Regions from separate parts of the Mus musculus genome. Here regions 1, 2 and 3 are each linked to region 4. The links are chromatin contacts, found by Hi-C or POLR2A ChIA-PET in ENCODE. All regions are on one chromosome and are shown on one strand. Each heading gives the region's core, a stretch centred on a gene start or an enhancer-like site at or near the end of the contact. The rest is flanking DNA. Distances are from core to core; before and after follow the strand shown. Region 1 holds the start of Cebpz (CCAAT/enhancer binding protein zeta). Region 2 holds the start of Cebpzos (CCAAT/enhancer binding protein (C/EBP), zeta, opposite strand). Region 3 holds the start of Gpatch11 (G patch domain containing 11). Region 4 holds the start of Eif2ak2 (eukaryotic translation initiation factor 2-alpha kinase 2).

The links. A loop is a pair of places that touch in the nucleus more often than their neighbours do. ChIA-PET counts read pairs that join two places held with the same protein, here RNA polymerase II (POLR2A).
Region 1: a map of heart shows a loop between it and region 4 (4-fold over the local background). The contact joins the promoter of Cebpz here to the promoter of Eif2ak2 in region 4. A Hi-C loop is called at or near these places in 1 of 37 maps with a recorded cell type or tissue (heart). POLR2A ChIA-PET finds 5 or more read pairs at or near these places in 3 of 5 experiments (Patski and embryonic stem cell).
Region 2: a map of heart shows a loop between it and region 4 (2.5-fold over the local background). The contact joins the promoter of Cebpzos here to the promoter of Eif2ak2 in region 4. A Hi-C loop is called at or near these places in 3 of 37 maps with a recorded cell type or tissue (CH12.LX, T-helper 1 cell and heart). POLR2A ChIA-PET finds 5 or more read pairs at or near these places in 4 of 5 experiments (Patski and embryonic stem cell).
Region 3: a map of regulatory T cell shows a loop between it and region 4 (1.9-fold over the local background). The contact joins the promoter of Gpatch11 here to the promoter of Eif2ak2 in region 4. A Hi-C loop is called at or near these places in 1 of 37 maps with a recorded cell type or tissue (regulatory T cell). POLR2A ChIA-PET finds 5 or more read pairs at or near these places in 4 of 5 experiments (Patski and embryonic stem cell).

What each region holds. Positions count from the first base shown.
Region 1 is chr17:78,935,681-78,938,380 of GRCm38, forward strand. It overlaps Cebpz (CCAAT/enhancer binding protein zeta), which reads right to left and starts at 1,390. Exons shown (of 16, transcript NM_001024806.2): 1 at 1,195-1,390; 2 at 1-387. The coding sequence starts at 1,350. It overlaps Ndufaf7 (NADH:ubiquinone oxidoreductase complex assembly factor 7), which reads left to right and starts at 1,455. Exons shown (of 10, transcript NM_028611.3): 1 at 1,455-1,521; 2 at 1,811-1,974. The coding sequence starts at 1,485.
Region 2 is chr17:78,915,097-78,917,796 of GRCm38, forward strand. Cebpzos (CCAAT/enhancer binding protein (C/EBP), zeta, opposite strand) reads left to right here and starts at 1,403. Exons shown (of 5, transcript NM_001177403.1): 1 at 1,403-1,597.
Region 3 is chr17:78,834,162-78,836,861 of GRCm38, forward strand. It overlaps Gpatch11 (G patch domain containing 11), which reads left to right and starts at 1,355. Exons shown (of 10, transcript NM_181649.6): 1 at 1,355-1,517; 2 at 2,633-2,700. It overlaps Heatr5b (HEAT repeat containing 5B), which reads right to left and starts at 1,220. Exons shown (of 36, transcript NM_001081179.1): 1 at 1,145-1,220; 2 at 1-82. The coding sequence starts at 60.
Region 4 is chr17:78,881,270-78,883,969 of GRCm38, forward strand. Eif2ak2 (eukaryotic translation initiation factor 2-alpha kinase 2) reads right to left here and starts at 1,303. Exons shown (of 16, transcript NM_011163.4): 1 at 1,131-1,303. It overlaps Gm26637, which reads left to right and starts at 615. Exons shown (of 2, transcript XR_876974.2): 1 at 615-812.

The DNA.
Region 1 (2,700 bases), core at 140-2,639, 54 kb after region 4:
GCCTCCAGGCCTGAGTAACATTGTTTGTCTCTCTAGAAATTCAAACACATCGGGTTGTTTATCTTTCTTTGCTTTGGAGACGGGACAGCTCTCAGGACGCTGTTCTGGTACAGTCTTATTTTTCACCTTCTTTTCCGATGTCTTTTTTCCTTCTGTTGCTTTTTGTTTTTTATTCTCCACCTTCAGTAGTTTTGCTTCTTTTTTGCTGGTGTTTTCCTTTTTCTCTGGTTCATCTTCTTCAATCAAAGACTTTGAGTATTTGGCCAAATTCAGATTCTGAATAAATGACTCCAGTTCACCTTGTTGAAGGTCGTCAATGGTTCCCTTTTTGCCCCCATCCACCACTTCCTCATTTTCATCCAAAGTAGCCAGCATAAGGTAATCTTGCTGTAGAAACACATTAAAAAAAAAAAAAAAAGGCCGTATTACAAACCCAGAAATTCAGTAAGAACTTCATTTTTAAAAACCATCACATATGAATTATTACACTATTATCTGGCAAACTCACAGATATCCAACAGGAAAATGTGCCAAAGATAGGTACACAATAGGGAAAAGGCTTTTGAAGAACCTTCTTCAAGATATGAAAAGATTCTCAAGCTGACAGTCACAAAATCCAGTGAAAATCGCAATGATCTAGGCACTCGTAATGCATCAGGTGAGCAAGGTTAAAGGTTTATCTGAGTGGGCAGGGGATGGCTCAGTGGGTCAAGTCTATGCCAAGGAGCCTGGTGATTTAGGTCCGATCCTCGGAAGTCACATAAAAGAGAGAATCGATTCCAAAGTTGTCCTCTGACTTCCACACGAGTGTACCAACAAACATACAACACTCCTTCCAATAATAGAAAGTACTTTATGAGGTAGTGTAGGGAGGAAGAGGCACTTTCATAAAAGGCTAATGTAAACTGGCAGGTTCTTTTAGCGACTTCAATCCAACCTTTTAACCTAGCAGATGTAGATTACACATACGGTCGTGTTCAAAACATTTGCCCACGTGGTTAGAATCCGATCGCCTACATTTTAACGAGGCATAAACCCAGGAGAAAACATGCAAGCCGAACTGTTTTTTTTCCCACTGAAGCGCGGTAACAGTAAATGCGTGGGAAGCTCTCAGAGCAGGTCGGAGGCTGGGCTGCGGGTCCCACCTTCCCGGCAGCCGTGAGCATCCCCTTCCCCAGAGCCTGCGGCCCTTACCTTTGTGCCTCCGAGGCGTAACACCTCCTCCAGGGAGAAGCCATTCTTGCCCTCATCGCCATCCTCCTCGTCTTCCTCATCCGGATCTTCTGTCACCTGTTTGGGACGCCAGGGCTGCTTGGCAAGGAACGCCACAGGTTCCTGGTCGGCCGACATGGCGGGCTGGACACGCGAGTGCAGCCCGGAGCTTACTTCCGCTTTACGGTGACGCACTTCCTATTGCGAGGGCGATTCAGGAAATACCGTTTAAACCCCGCCTCCGGGGCGGAGCCTGGCCTCGGGGTGTAGGAATGAATGCTTTGGTGAGACGCTGCGTGGCCCGCGCGGGTGAGAGTCCCCTTGCAGGATCCTGTTTCCATGGAAACCGTATGGCGCGGCTCCTTGGTCCCTCCGTTGCTCACCTGGGGCTGGAGCAGGAAGCTGGTCCACAGAGAGGCTTAGCTGTGTGGAGGGGCTTGTAGTCATGGGTTCGGTGCATGCCTTGCCTCCATCGGGTCCTGACGTTGGGGCGAAGTTAGTGATGAACGAGGCATCCTTACAAGCTTTAGGCTGCTTGCTGCGCGTGTAAATGAAATGGAGATATCTAATGCGGGCGGTGCTTAATCGTGCTTTTCAGGCCTTCCCTGTATTTGGAGAGGGAAATGCTACAGCTCCGGGAATGAGCCGGCAGAAAGCAACCAGGTGACACCGATGCTGCGGCATCTTATGTACAAAATAAAGTCTACAGGTCCCATCACTGTGGCCGAGTACATGAAGGAGGTTTTGACTAACCCAGCCAAGGTAAACGTAGGGGGAGCGTGAACCACCCAGTGTGTGTACACAGAGGAGCCCGAAGGCCTCTAGAGCCATCAGGTGTTGAGCCACCGCCGAAGTCCTTGGAATATAGTCTTATCTGTCATTTGCGTTAAAGGGCAGTGCCAAAAAAGAGGTCATGACAAATTCCTGCGGAGTTTAGGTGACAGAATGTAATTTAATTTTCCTGAGTTAAAGGAATGCTGATTTTCTAACCGGGGTTGTGGATTTCTGCTGTTTGTATAAGGGAAACGCTGTATGTATGAGGTTGACCTTGAACTTGCAGCATCTTCTTATTTACCCTCCTGAGTGCTGGGATTCTAGGTGGTCTTCACCTGCCTGGCTAAAAGAAAGCTTTGAGTCTTTCTTGAAGGTTAAGCATTATGGTAAAACTTGGGATATGAAGTTAAGACAAAGTCTTCTCCCCAGATAATTAAGCCTTGTAAGAAACGTAATTGTTGTCTTATTTAAAAAAAAAAAAAAGCACTGGATTTAGTTTTGGGTTGGGAGTCTTTGGAGAGAGAAGTCAGTGAAGACACTGTTTGAATAGACTGAATGGATGCCAGGGAGAACTAAAATGAGAAGAAAGTGAGACTTTGCATTGGTATGGAAGAGTGGGAGAGGGCAAGGAGTAGAGAGATGATCTTGTCTGCAGCCCTTCTACTTGAGTAATTGCTGTTTGGTGAGTTTTGCAAAATGACTACTACTATGTAA
Region 2 (2,700 bases), core at 153-2,652, 34 kb after region 4:
AGGTAATTTACTGTCTACTTGGTGGAGCTGGAGAAGTCGCTGAGAGCTCTACAGTCTGATCCATAGGCAAAGAGAAAGACTGGGTCTGGTGTGGACTTTTGAAACCTCAAATCACACCCCCAGTGACACACTTCCTTCAACAAGGCCACACCTTGCACCTTGTTGAATCCTTATAATCTTTTTGACACTTGTACTCCCTGGTGTAACTTTAATTTTTCCAAATCCCATTTAAAAAAAAATATTTATTATTATATGTAAGTACACTGTAGCTGTCTTCAGATGCACCAGAAGAGGGCGTCAGATCTCATTATGGTTTTGAGCCACCATGTGGTTGCTGGGATTTGAACTCAGGACCTTCAGAAGAGCAGTCGGTGCTCTTAACCACTGAGCCATCTCTCCAGCCCTCAAATTCCATTTTTAATGATGGTTTTTAAACACTTTAACCTTCCTTGTAACCCACCACTCACCAGAGGTAGTGGGAAAGAAAGGATACGGGGGGGGGGGGGGAAGTGGAACTGTTTAGAAAGGTTCTTTGGAGCAACTCCCTTCTGTGTTGTCTGGAAATCAGTTCAGTTCACAGGTTAGCAGGCAGCGGTAGTTGGATCCACTGGCAAACACCTCATGGATACAGTTCTGTAGAGTCAGGTTAGCAACAGCAGTGACATGTCCAGATGTTCGAATCAACAGTCGGAACCAACAGGAACAGGGAATCGAAGATGCAAGATCCATAAGTGTTGCACAGTTAGCTGTACCAGTGAGCCAAGTCAAGCCAAGCCAAGCTAAGCTAAGCCAAGCCAAGCCACTCCCCCTCCCCCAATTTCCATTATGTTTACCTTGAACGTTTTGTTGGGCAGCATTCATAGCTTCCTGTGTTTGCTTGTTTGAGACAGGGTTTCTCCGTGCAGCCCTGGCTGTGGATCTCTGAGGACAGACTGCATTTTAATAAAAGTGGATATAGTCTGACATTCCAGGCTTTGTCATGCACGTGGTCCCTCTTTAGGCATTCCTATGCCCCATCTCCTATCTTTCCTTCCCTTAGGTCAGCCCTCTTCTTGACTATTGGGCAGCACCTAGGCACAGCGCTTCTCACCTTTAATGTGTAAAGGAATTGTCTAGGAACCTGGCTAAAGGGCAAATCCCAATTTAGGGTCCCACTTTTCTGGCCACTCTCTGGCGATGGGTTGTTCCCGTTCTGATACATTTTGGGTTTAGAGTGGGAGAGACGATCCATGTGCAGAGTTTGGAGATGGTGTCCTGGGTTCAAATGTGAATTCTTTTACTTGGGTGTGACCGCGGGCAGGATAACCTTGCCTAAACGATACCAGCTTCCCACAGCTAGTTAGGTCAGGTTCCTCTGTGGGGCGTGGCTAAAGCTGGGGGCGTGGCGCTAAGACCGTGCGCTTGCGCAGTCGGGTTGCGGAGGCCTCAGGTAAGGACCGGGCAGTGTTTCTTGTCCTCTGTTCCCCAATGTGTGGCGCGTGGGGTCTGTGACATTCTTGGGTGTGGGGAACACTCGAGCGAGCCCGCCCCGCAGGCGCAGGAGCGCGAGCGTTTCCGGGTCGCCGAGCCGCGACGCATGCTGGGACCAGGACCCCGGGTAAGGCTGGGTGCTCGCTGTTGGATCCTTGCAGGGCAGCAGCCCCCGGTCGCAGCGCCGCCTTTCCTCCCTCGGGCCTACACTGGAGCACACGCAGGGTTGCTTCTCCTGCGCTGCAGCCCCAGGCGCTCCTGTGCAACAAGGCTCCGTGGTCTTTGGTCTCCCTGAGCCATCTTGTCTGGACAGTGTGTCTCTGGTGACAAACGTGCTTTATTATTAAGTAGACAAGTCCCGAAGCGCAGGGCTTTGGAATGTGGCACGTCCATCAGTTTTTAAGAAATTAAGTGTTTTATTAATATCATTATTTGGACTGTTTGATATCTTAGCATCACTCTCTTCCAATCAAAAAAGATTTCGCTCAGATCCCGTAAGTTGTGGAACAGGATGCAGGCAGGTGTGCCCTGTCCTCGCCCTGAAACCTTAAAACCGCCCTTGAGAACTTAGAACTGAGCGGGACCGTCAGTGATTTAGCAGAGTACTGGGAAATCGAGGAACACAGCTGTCCCTTCTGCCTCCTCCCCAGTTTTTTATTTGCTTCGTTTTAAAAATGAGAATAATACAGTTTTTTTTTTTTCTGGTCCCTGAGTAATTCCCATTACTAAAGTGAAAAACGAACGTTGGAGGAGGGACACATGGTAACAGAGTCCAAGGCGAATCCTGATAGTGTTTAATTATTTTCATGCTTAGATACCATGAAAGGGACGTAAAAGCAGGGGAAAGGACTGGCTGATCCTGAACATTAAAGAACAGCCTGTCTCAGCATTGAGCAGTGGGAAAATATCAGAATATTAGATCAAAAGCTTAGTAGTTTGGGGTTATAGGGAGTTAGTTATAAAGCCTGAGCTACCTTTTGCATATTTAGCAAGACAAAACCTTATTTACTGGATAACGGTTCTTCAAAGACACCTTCTTTTGACTGTTGGAAACTGAGCCTACTACTCATGCTAATAGCTTGCATGCTCCCGTTCTCGGTTTGTCTCTGCGTACAGGGGGGAAGACTTCAGTTACTCGAAGCTTTGCCATGGACTGGGTCACCACCAGTCAACTTCTCCCCCATGGGCCAGGGCTTTGTATAAAACCTGGAGTGACTTCACGGGGGGGGG
Region 3 (2,700 bases), core at 105-2,604, 47 kb before region 4:
TGCCTCCGTGATCTGAGCCAAAGCTTCCTCATTTAGCAATAAACTGTGAGCTAGCTCCATTATTGATGTTCTTAATTCACACCTTAAATGAACAGATTCGTTTTTTAAAAAAAGAGTAAAATATATTCTAAGGAATTTTTAATTTATGTGTAGGAGTGTTTTGCCCAAATGTATGTATACACATACATACATACATACATACACACACACACACACACACACACACACACACACACACACACATATATATATATACAGGGTGTTGGCTCCCCCTAGAACTGGAGTTACAGATGGTTGTGAGTCATCTTGTGGGCGCTGGAAATCAAACCCAGGTCCTTGTCAAAAGCAACAAGTATTCTTAATCACGGATTCCTTTCTCCAGCCCTTACATGTAAGGATTTCTTAAATATTAAATGTCAAGTTTCATAAATGCAACCACTAAGCTAGGGAAAGAAAGCGTGGTTTCATTTCTCATTAGAGAACTAACTTTGAAAGGACAATGATTTAAAAGAAAGAAAGAAAGAAAGAAAGAAAGAAAGAAAGAAAGAAAGAAAGAAAGAAAGAAAGAAAGAAAGAAAGAAAGAAAGAAAGAAAGAAAGAAAGAAAGAAAGAAAAAACTGGCGATAAGAATGGAATGAAAGGAAAATGTAAATACTGCAAAAAAGGCACTATTCCGGGGCGGTTGTTTCCCTGTTAGAACACAGGCTATTAACTCATTCTACCCTGAGAACCCCGAAGCACCGAGCTCAGGCGTCTGGGGAGCTTTCTCCGCCACCCGTCCCTCGCCACCGGGACCCAGAAGAGTGACCGTAGGGTTCTGATCGGCGGAGGCGGGCCCCACGGGGACACTGCGGCAGGGGCGCCCGGGACAACCCCTCGCCCCGGGAATGCAGTGCTCCGGGTCTGGATGCACCGGGCCGCTCCGAAGACCCCGACAACTGAGAGTCTGCTGGAAACGCAAACCGGGGTCCCCGGGCCGCCCTGGGATGTCAGCCTCCCGTCGTAGGAGTCCTCGAGCTGTCAACCCCGAGGCTGAGGATCCCCGGCCTCAAAACTCGAATTCCCTCCTCAGCCCTCGGAAAATGTCCTGGGACCCAGGGATGTCACAGCCTGCAGGCTCTGACAGCGCGCGAGACCGCCTCACCTCCTGGTCTAGTCCGAGCCGAGCAGCCAAGCTCCGCTCTGCCGAGGGACCCGGATGCCCCGCCTCCCAAACTCCGGCCCTCAGGAAGCCGGGAGACGACGCATGCGCGAGACACAGGTCCTGCGGACCGGCCCGCCCCCACGTCCTCTTAGCCCCGCCCACCCCAAGTTTCGAAGCGAATCGGCTGTCGGGGACGAGTGGGATGTTTGTGGGTCCTGCGCCAATTGCACGGCGCATGCGCAGCGCGACCTCCGCGGAGCTGGTTCCGGGCAGTAAAGCTCCGGCTTCAGGGTGTGCGGGCGCTCAGGAGAATGACAGAGGTCGGTGCAAGTTGGCTGTGACTGCCTATCACAGCGTCAGCTACGCCCCATCCGTAAGTGGTCGTTTTGGTGGGAGGGTGCAGGAGGGAGGAGAGCGGGAGGGAAGAAAGAGCCTGCGATGCCCGAGGCACCCACAGGAGAGTTAGCCCAGCTCTGTGTGTTCTGTAGCTCTGCTTCAAACTCGGTGCTCAATACTGAAATACGCTAGCAGCACCTATAATCGTCCTGTTGAGAAAGTGGTTGCTCCATTATTTCGGAACAGGCAAAGCGCTTCACCTAAACTTGCTCTGGCTCTTTGACACACACCACCTCCAACCATCAACAGATGCTGCGTGATTTACCCCCTCAGACCCAGAATCCTGACCACTTCGCTGTTGTGACTCTTAAGTGAGGGGTCAGGCCACCAGCATCCCTACCTGGGTTATCTATCGACTTGTGGAGTTTATTCTTATATTTGAAGGAAGTGGATAATGCTAGTGTATGTTGTCCTCATAGGAGGGGAACCTTCACATTTTAAGACCCAATTCCTTATTCTTTTCTCTCTCTCTCTTTTTCTTTCTTTCCTTCTTCCTTCCTTTTTTTTTTTTTTAAGATTTATTTATTATATAGCGTTCTGCCTGCATGTATGCCTACAGGCCCAAAGAGGGCACCAGATTTCATTATAAATAGTTATAAAGCCACCATGTAATTGAACTCAGGACCTCTAGAAGAGCAGACAGTTCTTTTAACCTCTGAGCCATCTCTCCAGCCCCCTTATTCCACTTCCTAACATAATGTCCTCACTATTGGTAATTAACTTCCTCAAACCGTATCATTTAATGAATCTACAGTGCCCCCAGCTGTGAAGTTTCAGTGTGATTTTATGTGAAAATTATATGTAAAAGATGGAATAACTATAAAAGGCAGAGCTTTAAAAGTAACATGTAATCCCTTGTACTTTTGTAAGTGTGTGTGTGTGTATTTTTACACAGGTAGATCATACTGTCCTCGAACTGCTGGGTGCTGAAATCACACCAGAGGGCCACCATGTCTGTGGAGTTAAATGCTTCCCTTAAAAATAATCTAGTTTGAATTAGAGATTTAGCTCAGTTATAAAGCACATTCCTTGCTTGTATGAGGCCCTGGATTCAACACCCATCTCAGCAATTACAACCTCGTTCCGTTTCAGGAACAAGATCACCAAGACTTGTATTCTTTGTGGTTGTGAACCAATTATTTAGCCACATTGAGCCTCAG
Region 4 (2,700 bases), core at 53-2,552:
TAGAATCACTCCACCTCACCACTGTATTGACAGGTGGGATTCCTATAAAGGAATCAGGATGCTTACCAGGAAGCTGCTCTCAGCTCTCAGTCGCTCACCCAAAGAGCAGCCCATCACATGCACCAACAAATGCCACCTGCTTGTCTCACCTATATCCTGAAGACCCTGATCTTTCTCCTTCCTGAAGACTGTAGGACCCCAGAAGGCTGAGCCCCTCCAGTCGCTGCTTCCCATACAACATGCATTCAGCTAGTATATGATATATAAAGGAGCAAGCTGCACACAGTGTTTGGGTCCCTCCAGGGCCGCAGGGCAAGCTGAAAAACAAGCACACACTCTGCCCTGAGAGTGTCTTTAACTCCAGGGGGCAAGGCACGGTTAGTACTAAAGGTGCAACAGGGAATCCCGTTTCTCTAGAATTCAAGGTTATTTATGAATTACCATCCACTTAACATACATGGAACGAGCACCTGTCAGGGATCAGGTGCTAGGCTTATACAAGCCAATGAAAACTGCTCTTGGGATCTTACTGGTAGAAGGAAAAAGACTAATTCTAGTACTAAGTACTAGTTGGAAGATTGAGAAAAATATGGGGCAGGGGACGGGGGGCGCTGGCTATGAGGGCAGAGTGGAGTTTCTAGCTTAGGGAAGGTAATTCATATCATTGGCTCTGTGAAAAGGACTGGATAGACAGATCTGCCCAGGAAGTCACTTGGGGGTGGGGTGAGGTGGAAAGGGCTTTCCAGGAAGTAGAAACAGGCAGCATGAAGGCAGGAGTTGGAGGGTATTTGGCTGTGGCCCAGAACCACCAAGTAAGTCTGAAAGTGGTGGGCACTGGGCGGGGGAGTTGGGAGAAGAAGGGGGAAGGGGAGGGGGAGGCGCGGGGGGGGGGGTTGCCTGACCATAGCGGCTGGTGGAGGATGGAGCAGGACCCGCTTGTCACAAAGGACAGCTAATTGGAATGCCATGACTGTGCAGCACAAAGTCTTGGCGCAGAATTCAGTCTCTGGGTCATTCAGGCTTCTAGAGTTCCCTCCAGAGTTTTAAGTCATTGGGCTTGTCATTTTCCTTCTGGGTCCCTTTTCCTGCAACCGCTATCCAGGAGTGGGAAAATAGCCCTCAGGTCTTACCAAAGTTTCTGGATCCGGACAGTGGCTCGCTCCCTGGAGCAGGATTCGAATTGTACTTCAGGTGCAGGCTCTGAAATCTATTCGCCCTCCGTTCCCTGCCGCTGCTGCTGCCCATGGAAGTCCGGGCCTGGCCGGTTCTCTTCTGTTTCGTTTTCCCGGCGGACTCCGCCTTCCCACACTGCTCTGGGCCCCTCCCGCACCGGCTCGCACCCGCGAGAAGTCAGGTAGGCGTGTCGCCTCTGTACCCCAGCGCGGGAGCCAAGGTCCGGGCCCGCCTCCCCTCTCCTGTGCAACTGCAGTAACTGCCAGCTTCTCCAGGTTTCGGACACTTCCTGGCTTCCATTCTGGGAAAGCTCTGCAGGAAGAAGAAGGAGAAACCCAAGCCTCCTGCTCCTGGATCAATGATCACAATCTACTTTTCAAAACAAACTTTGAGGAAGCAACTGGGCACATGGATGCTACCGAATTCCGATGTGCAGTGGGAGATACTGAGTAACTCGCCTCTCAGAGGGTCCAGCCAAGCTATGTCTGTGACAATTGAAGTCCAGGTTTGTAAACGTTAGTCTCCTTCCCCTTTCACACTGCCATGCCAAGGAGGACATAGCCATCTTGACAACATTGGCCAGAGGGTTGAAGAATTCTCTCTTAAATCTATTTGTCCAGCCCTCAGCAGTTACCTGCTAGCCCCTTGTTGCATATCACTCACCAGGCCAGGCCCCTGTTAAGATCCACCTGCTCCCAGAAAGGCCACAAGGAATGTTTTATCACAAGGCCAACACCAGCAGTCCCTGCTTAATAAGGAACCTTGCCTGAGCTGGAGAGATGGCTCAGCAGGTAAAAGCACTGACTGCTCTTCCAGAGGTCCTGAGTTCAATTCCCAGCAACCACATGGTGGCTCACAACCATCTGTAATGGGATCCGATGCCCTCTTCTGGTGTGTCTGAAGACAGCTATAGTGAACTCGTATACGGGTTAAAACAAAATTAAAAAAAAAAAAAGAAAAGAAAAGCAATCCTACCTTCCTGTAAGACTGTAACACACTCCCATAATGGAACTTGCTGGCCCAGGACTTGAGGGTTTAGCTTGTGGCACACTGCCCAGTGACACATCTTCATGCCTGCACTCTGAGCTGAGCACCATCCCTATGAGGAGAACTCAGGAGCTAGAATTAGAACCGGGAAATTGTACTCCCAACATGGCAACTGGTGAGAGATGGAAAAGTCCCAAGACAGAGCCCCCAATTTCACAGTCAACATTGCTGTGCCCACTCCTTTCTTCTTCCTTTCCTGTAAGGTAGGAGAACAACAGCCTAACTTTTCTTGTAGCGTGGATCCTGGGTGTAATTTGAGGTCTCTAATGTGAAAAGCCCGTGACCAGATCAGCCTCGATAAACTCCCGCTCCCTACTATAGCACCTTAAATGAACACCCGACTACCTAGGGAGAAGCTGACAGCGAGATCTCTGCAGACATTTCTCTACTGAACATTCACAATGGATGCCATTCTGCTCACTCTACCTATTCCATTCTAGGTGGTTTACTCTTGGCATTTCCAAAGACCCATGATCACCA